Linked DNA regions of Homo sapiens: region 1 is linked to region 2. Evidence: chromatin contacts called from ENCODE POLR2A ChIA-PET data. All regions are on one chromosome and are shown on one strand. Each heading gives the region's core, a stretch centred on a gene start or an enhancer-like site at or near the end of the contact. The rest is flanking DNA. Distances are from core to core; before and after follow the strand shown. Region 1 holds the start of RRP7A (ribosomal RNA processing 7 homolog A). Region 2 holds the start of PDXP (pyridoxal phosphatase).

What was found. ChIA-PET counts read pairs that join two places held with the same protein, here RNA polymerase II (POLR2A).
Region 1: POLR2A ChIA-PET joins it to region 2 with 10 read pairs in activated CD4-positive, alpha-beta T cell. The contact joins the promoter of RRP7A here to the promoter of PDXP in region 2. POLR2A ChIA-PET finds 5 or more read pairs at or near these places in 2 of 52 experiments (T-cell and activated CD4-positive, alpha-beta T cell).

Annotation. Positions count from the first base shown.
Region 1 is chr22:42,518,546-42,522,692 of GRCh38, reverse strand. RRP7A (ribosomal RNA processing 7 homolog A) reads left to right here and starts at 2,897. Exons shown (of 7, transcript NM_015703.5): 1 at 2,897-2,979. The coding sequence starts at 2,907. LOC124900479 (a long non-coding RNA gene) reads right to left here. Exons shown (of 3, transcript XR_007068117.1): 1 at 3,340-4,147. RefSeq lists enhancers at 1,696-1,990, 2,516-2,575 and silencers at 2,756-2,815, 2,836-3,005, 3,016-3,145.
Region 2 is chr22:37,657,205-37,660,947 of GRCh38, reverse strand. It overlaps PDXP (pyridoxal phosphatase), which reads right to left and starts at 2,225. Exons shown (of 2, transcript NM_020315.5): 1 at 1,592-2,225. The coding sequence starts at 2,165. PDXP-DT (PDXP divergent transcript) reads left to right here and starts at 2,571. Exons shown (of 6, transcript NR_109952.1): 1 at 2,571-2,693. RefSeq lists enhancers at 1-510, 511-1,022, 1,849-2,350, 2,539-2,588, 2,599-2,668 and silencers at 1,729-1,838, 2,039-2,348.

The DNA of each region.
Region 1 (4,147 bases), core at 1,648-4,147, 4.9 Mb before region 2:
AACACTTCCCACCAGGCCCCACCTCTAGCACTGGGGATTACAATTTAACATGCGATTTGGGCGGAGACAAATACTCAAACTCTATCACCAGCCATCCCTGCTGAGATGCCGGACTCATCTGCTGAGATGCTGCGATGTGAGTGAAGTGACTTGGAACCTTTAGTGCAGCCCATATGCCAGCTGAATACCATCAAATGCCCTCAGTCAGTGCCACAGGGAGAAACAAAATCTCCTAGCAGAGCATTGCCCAAATTCCTGACCCATGAAATACATGGGCAGTGGTAATTATAAAGAAAGTGGAGTTAATTGATCGAGTGGCATCAGTGGGCTGAAGGAAGAAAACAACAGGCCTCAGGACAGCCATTTATCAACTTATAGCCCAAGGTGAAAATCAGGAGGGGCTTCCAGAGACGTGTTTAAAGACAGGTCACATTGTGCTGATAAAGGCCTAGAACCTGATGAGAACTGTGGAGTTTGAATCAGGGCAGATGAACGGCTGTGCTAAGTGCTGTGCTCCAGTCAAGGAGCACAGAAGTGAAGGAGCGGACACTGTCACCTAGGGCAGGGAACGTCTGGATAGATGGGCTCAAGAGTCTTGAATTCTAGGCTGGGTGCAGTGGCTCACACCTGTAATCTCAGCACTTTGGGAGGCCGAGGTGGGCAGATCATCTGAGGTCAGGAGATCAAGACCAGCCTGGCCAACATGGTAAACCCTGTCTCTACTAAAAATACAAAAAAGTAGCTGGGTGTGGTGGCACATGCCTGTAATCCCAGCTACTTGGGAGGCTGAGGCAGGAGAATTGCTTGAACCCGGGAGGTGGAGGTTGCAGTAAGCTGAGATGGCAGCACTGCACTCCAGCCTGGGTGTCAGCAGAGTGAGACTCCGTCTCAAAAAAAAAAAAAAAAAAAAAAAAAAAAGGCTTATGCCTGTAATCCCAGCACTTTGGGAAGCCGAGGTGGGCGGATCACAAGGCCAAGAGATCGAGACTATCCTGGCCAATATGGCGAAGCTCTGTGTCTATCAAAAATAAGAAATTTAGCTGGTCATGGTGGTGCACACCTGTAATCCCAGCTACTCAGGAGGCTGATGCAGGAGAATTGCTTGAACCCAGGAGGCGGAGGTTGCAGTGAGCGGAGATCGCGCCACTGCACTCCAGCCTGGCGACACAGCGAGACTCCATCTCAAAAAAAAAAAAAAAAAAGTGATGTTGTGTGGCCAGTCCTGATATCCATCGAGATGGCTCCTTGAAGCGTGGAAGCAATACATGAGAGGGAGATAACAGAACGATGGTGGCAGGGCACTGAGAAGGAGCCAAAGGCCTCGGGGAGGGGGATGTGCAGGCACAGATTTATTATGCAACATCTGAGAAGCCAGATGACCGTATTTCTGGAGGGTTCACCAGAGACTGCTTTGACTAGTGGGGGGTCTAGGCATCAATGGGCAATCGGCATGGCCGTCCTCTGAGGCCAGGGTAGAAGAGGGCAAATAGGACTGGAGCCGGGCTCGGAAAGGTCAGCAGGAGATAGGATTCCAGAGAGCAGAGGTTCGGTTGATGTGACTGTCAGAACAGGAGCAAGGCCAGAGTGGCTGCCAGGGATCCTGGGCGCACAGGAGTCTCTGGTGAATGCTAGTAGACCACGGTATTCCCAGGGGCCACGGAAGCCCCAACACTGCTTGACTGCGCTAAGCAAAGAAAGATCAAAAACAAAAAACGAGCGAACAGGACAGTAATGGCAGCTGCTGATGGAAAATCCCAACCCCTCATCCAGTTTCCAGGCCTAAGCTAGGCCTCAGAACCAGAGGTCACTGACTGAAAGGGAGGCTGGGTCCCCTCCAGACCACAAATATTTGCAGTAGTAGGCTCCTAATCTTTCCCCAAAGGGGCCGACAGCATTTCCAAGAAGCAACTGTACACTGGGAAAAGAGAAATAGTAGATACATCAAGGGCTGGCGGGTACACAGTCTGAGAGGCCCTTTGGAGTCCAGAAAAGTGGAGTCCTTGGACTTCATTTCTCCCCTATCTACACTTGCTCCCTTGGCGATCACACCCTCTCATAACTTTCTTTTTTTTTCTCTTTCTTTTTTTTTTGAGACAGAGTCTCGCTCTGTTGCCCAGGCTGGATTGCAGTGGGGCGATCTTGGCTAACTGCAATCTCCGCCTCCTGGGTTCAAGCGATTCTCCTGCCTCAGCCTCCCGAGTAGCTGGAATTACAGGCATGCACTACCACGCCCGGCTACTTTTTGTACCTAGTAGACACGGGGTTTCACCATGTTGGCCAGGCTGGTCTGGAACTCCTGACCTCAAGTGATCCGCCCCCCTCGGCCTCCCAAATTGCTGGGATTACAGGCATGAATCACCGCACCCGGCTCCTCTCGTAACTGTCAATAACCTATCCATGGCCAGTCCCGTGTGTATTGCTCCAGGCCTGACATCTCTGATGTTCAGTCTGTTCAGTCTCATATCTAAGTGCCCACCTGACATGTCCCCTGAGTGGCCTAATGGGCATCTCACCACGGCTCACAGAGAACTGATCTACTCCATTTTCACCCCCAAGCAGGCCCCTCTCCTGCAGTCTTCCCATCTCAGTCAATGGCAACACCATCCTCTTAGTTGCTCAGACTGAAAACCTAGCAGCCATCCTGGATTTCTCTCACACTGCCTATTCAACGTGTGAATGCATGAGTGGAAAGCTGAGTTCGCACTCGTGACTGGCCGGGGTCAACTCTGACATTCGCTCCCACTTTCGCGCGCTGATTTATCTCTGAGCGGATGAAGGTTGGGCCATGGCGGGCGGGGCCGGGGAGGCGGGCTTGGAGTGAGGGGGCGGGGCAGGCGCCACGAAAACGCGCTCGCGCCGGCGCCGAACCGCAACTCCCGGCGGCCCCCGCGCTCCCGGGTGGCAAGATGGTGGCGCGCAGGAGGAAGTGCGCCGCGCGGGACCCGGAGGACCGTATCCCCAGCCCACTGGGCTACGCAGGTGAGGGGCTCCGGGACGCGAGACCGGGGGCGGTCAGGCATCGCCGGGAGGTGTTTGGGGGTTGGCGACGGCCGGGGGTCCCCAGGAGCGGCCGCACGGTTGGGTGTGAGCCCCGGTGGCCCGTGGCCCCAGGCTCCGCAGGTCTTGAGGCTCCGGGGTCCCGAGGACCCAGGCGGCGCCCTTCTGCCTGCTCACTCTCCCGGGGCGAGCCCAACTTGGTCCACGCTTCCCTTGGGTGAGCCCGCCTCTGTCCACACTCTCACCCAGGACAAACCCATTTCCGTCCACACCCGCTCGTCCAGGTGAGCCCATCCCCTTCTCATCGCCTCTGCTCCTAGTCCATCCCCCATCAGCTCTTACCTGGGCTGTTATAGGCCCTCCTACTCGGTTGCCCTCCTTCTCCTCTTGCCCCTGCTTCTGTTCTCCACCCACGTGCCAGAATGTTCTTTTAAGGACATTTAGATTCGATCATGTCTGCCGCGCCCACGATAGGCGCCACACCTACTGCATTCCCTCCAGTGGCTTTATCAGGTAGCTTCTAAAACAAAAACCAGACTTCTTAACCTGTGTGGGCCACGTGGTCTGGCTGGTGCCGACCTAAAGCTCTTTCTGTTCCTCTGAGGGAACATGCTTTTTCCCCCCTCTGGGTTTTTGCACGTGCTGTGCCGGTTTGTTGCACAGTGGCGTTCTGGCCTGAGCTTTAATGTTGCTTCCTCAAAGAGGCCATCCGTGATGGCCTATGGAAAGAAGACCTCTGCCACCCCATCACCCTGTAATGTTTCTTTCACAATTGATACAAGTTTGCTGTATGCTTGTTAATTGTCTTCTCCGTTATTGCAACTGAGCTTCCTGAGTTCAGGGACCGCAGCTCTACGCCAACCGGTACTGTGACGGAGGTGTGAGAAAAATAGAAGCAGTTCCTAGCTTTATGAGGATTACAGTCATGGGTGTGCCAGCGATTAACCAAAGAATCTCATCAATATAGCCTCCAGACTGTTAAGAGAAGCTGTGAAGGCACAGGCAGTGGGATCTGAGCTGGCAGGAGGGGCGGAGGTGATGCTAAGGCTCTCCTGAGGAAGCGAGGTTTGAGCTAAACCTGAGGTGAGCGGGAGGGAAGAGGGTGACACGCCAGGTAGAGAGGCCAGCATGTGTGAGGCCCTGGTGTACC
Region 2 (3,743 bases), core at 976-3,475:
GCCCACATACCAAGCAGGTGTGCAGCACAGCCAGGAGAGGCCAAGGACTACAGAATCCCTCTCTGCCATGCCATAACACTGGGTTTACATCTCCTGGTGTATTATCACTGCCCTGCATCATGCCTCCTCCAGGAAGTCTTCCTAGGTGCCCCTGGCACTAGGCCCTGCTCACCACCCCACCATAATCCTGTGTCTACTTCTCTCCACTCAATACCATCCTGTACCCCCAGGATTTAATATCAATGACTGTCCGGGTCAGTGGCCAACAGAGACGGAGTGACAGAGATCTGTCCACGGCCCCAGTATACTGACTGGGCTATTAACCTGTCCACACACACTGACCACTGCCAATTAGCCTCTGCTGCCACCTGCTCTTGTCTAACGCAAACCCTCCACAATGGAGGAGCCTCCTTTTGCTTCTGCCTCCCCTGCAGGGCTGAACTCGCAAGATGACAGCAGTGAAGACTGCCCTGGAGGTCGGTGTCACAAAGGCCAAATTCAGGTTCCCGCGCTCTATCACTCTGCCAGAGAGTTGCTGGCAGAATTCTGCCCCACCCATCATTGGGGTGCGGTTGGAGGGTTGGAGGGGAAGCCTGCGAGGACTGTCCCTACTTGTGAGGGCTGAAACACCAATTCCCAGAGGCAGGATGGAGGCAGGTGTGTGGGGACACAGGAGGTGGAGGGGCTCACTATATCTGTTCTTGGGCAGCTCACTTCCCTTCTCTTAGTCTCAGTTTCTTTCCTCTTCTTTTAGAGATAAGGTCTCACTATGTTGCCCATGCTGAAGTACAGTGGCTTTTCACAGATGCAATGATAGCACGCTACAGCCTTGACCTCCTAGGCTCAAGCAATCCTCCCGCCTCAGCCTCTCGAGTAGCTGGGACTACAGGCTGTTGCCACTGCATCCGGCTGCCTCAGTCTCTTTACTTGAGAAATGGGACAATAACTTCCATCTCCAGAGTAATTTGGAAACCAAAGAAGAACACACACAAAGCTGTTTCATTAAGTTCTCTGTAACATGGGGGACTCTGGCTACAACTTACATCATCTGAACACCTACTATGTGCCAGGCACTCACCCTGATCACCGTCACCGGGCATGCTGAGCACTGCCATTTCTCACCCAGGCAGAGATGCTTGGAGGTTATGTAACTGAACACGATTACACAGCTGTGAAGCTGGAGCTGGACCTGGAACTGAGGTCAAACTCCACCGCCTTTGCTCCCCACACACCTGCCTACACCCTGCCTCTGGGAATGGTGTTTCAACCCTCACACAGGGGGACAATCCTCCCAGGCTTCCTCTCCAACCCCACCCCGATGGTGGGTAGGGCAGAATTCCGCCCAACTCCCTAAGTTACAAAGGGCCTCAGTTTCCTCATCTGTCCAACAGGGACCACACTGCTGCGCCTCACAGGATGACGGCTACAGGGATCAACCGCCCCCCACACCAAAGCACCCTGGGCCTCCCTCGCACTCTCCTGTTCCCCACCTGCCACCTGGAGACGCCTCTTCCCCGCCCCTCACCCTTAGGCGTGGAGGCGAATGCGCAGGTCGCCCCCATCTCAGTTTCCCCGCCATTCCCGCGCTCACCAGGGGTCCGGCTGCCGTCGCTCAGCGGGTGCCATGGGTCACGGTCGGTGGCCACGAGTAGGCACTCGGGGTCGCGCAGGTGCGCGCACGCCTCCCTCAGCTTGGCGAAGGAGAAGTGCTCGTCGTAGCCCACAAGCACGGCGCGCACGCGCGGGGCCGCGCCGTCCCCCGCGCTCGGGTCCCCGGCCAGGCGCAGCCCCGCGGCGCGCAGCTCGGCGCGCAGCCCCTCGCCGCCCAGCACGAACACGGCGCCCGGCGCGTCCGGAGGCCCGGGCAGGCGCTGGCGCAGCAGGCGCGCGGCGCACAGCGCGGAGCTGAAGAGCTGCTCGGCGCGCAGCCCCCCGAAGCCGAGGCGCGCGAAGCGCAGGGCCAGCTCGGGCCGCGCGCGCCGGCTGTTGTTGCTCACAAACAGAGCCGCCTTGCCGGCCCGCGCCAGCCGCTCCAGCAGCTCCGGGGCGCCCGGCACGGCGCGCTCGCCGTTCCACAGCACCCCGTCACAGTCGAACAGGACCCCCTGCGCCCGGCCCAGCACGTCGCGCAGGGCCGCTCCGCGCAGCCTCTCGCAGCGCGCCATGCAGCCGGCCGGCCGCCGGCCTCCCGCGCCGCGCTCTCTCCGCGGGCACGGCGCGCTCTCCCTGGCACGTTCCACGCAGCCGCCAATTGGCGCGCTGGAAGGACCGGGGGGCGGGGCGACGGCGTGGCCTGCAGCCAATGGGGGCGAGAGTCTGGGAGAGGAGCGAAGCCGCGAGCTAACGGAACTTGGAGAGAGGGGCGGATTCGTGGCCAACACCGAGGGGAAGGGACCAATGAAGAGCTAGCTTGATCCTTCTCCCCGTCCCTGGTTCTGCTGGACCAGTCGCCGCCGAGTTTCAACGCCGACTACACTCTTACGCGGTGGGAGACTGACGCTCTTCTTAACCAATAAGAATCTACAAACAAAACGCGAAGCGAAAGGCCCCGTGCCCTCCAGCCAATCAGAAGCTTAGGCGAGCTGGTTGCTGGGAGAAAAACAGATGTTAAATGAACTGCCTTTGGGTCGAATCTCATTGCCCCCTGAATCGTGGACGCTCCAGTTCAGAGCGAAGTCCCAAGAAACGTGTGTGTACGATGGGGTACGAGGCACATGGTGTCTTCTTGGGTGCTGGAGCCCTCGGTCTAGACCAGTAGTTCTTCACACTGCGTTAGAGTCCCCTGGGAACTTATTTTCAGATATCATTTACATATAGTAAAATGCATAGATCTTAAATGTACAGTTCAATGTCTTGACAAATGCTTTTGAAATCACCGATGTGTAGCAGGACAGATCCTCATGTAAGTGTTTTGGGTGAAGACTGGGCATTTTTTGGTTTGTTGGTTAGTTGGTTTAATTCCAGGGATTCTACCGTGAGCTAGGATAGGGTAGGGAAGCACTGGGCTAGAGGCTGGTAGGCTGTCACTGCAGCACGCCCCGGGAGGGCAGGATCCAGAATGGTCGTGGCCAATTGCCCAGAATAGTAATGGGGTGACCCAGGTTGGCTGGGTCCCTGTCTTAGGGAGGAGGCCTTGTGATCTGGAAGCAACCACAGGTCTTGGGACCTTTGAGGAGCCACTGGTCTGCAGTGTGGGGATGAATGAATTGTGAGCTGTGGTGTCACAGTTTTGAAGTTGTCTGCCAACTTCAGATAAGGCTGTGACCCCCAGGAGCAACTGGAGCTCCAACGACTTGGGAAAAACTGTACCTTGTACCCAACCTTGGAAGCTCAACTAGCTCCTATTCCCCAAGTGCCCTAAGCCTTTTGCTCCTGGCCTTTGCATAGATAGTCTCCTTGGCCTGAATGTTCCTTTTTCCTTTAAAAATTTCACCTTCAGGGCCGGGCTCGGTGGCTCACGCCTGTAATCCCAGCACTTTGGGAGGCTGAGGTGGGCGGATCACGAGGTCAGGAGATCGAGACCATCCTGGCTACGGTGAAACCCCGTCTCTACTAAAAATACAAAAAAAAAAAAAAAAAAAAAGAAAAAAATTAGCTAGGCGTGGTGGCGGGTGCCTGTAGTCCCAGCTACTCGGGAGGCTGAGGCAGGAGAATTGCTTGAACCCAGGAGGCGGAGCTTGCAGCGACCTGAGATCGTGCCAATGCACTCCAGCCTGGGCAACAGAGCGAGACTCCATCTCAAA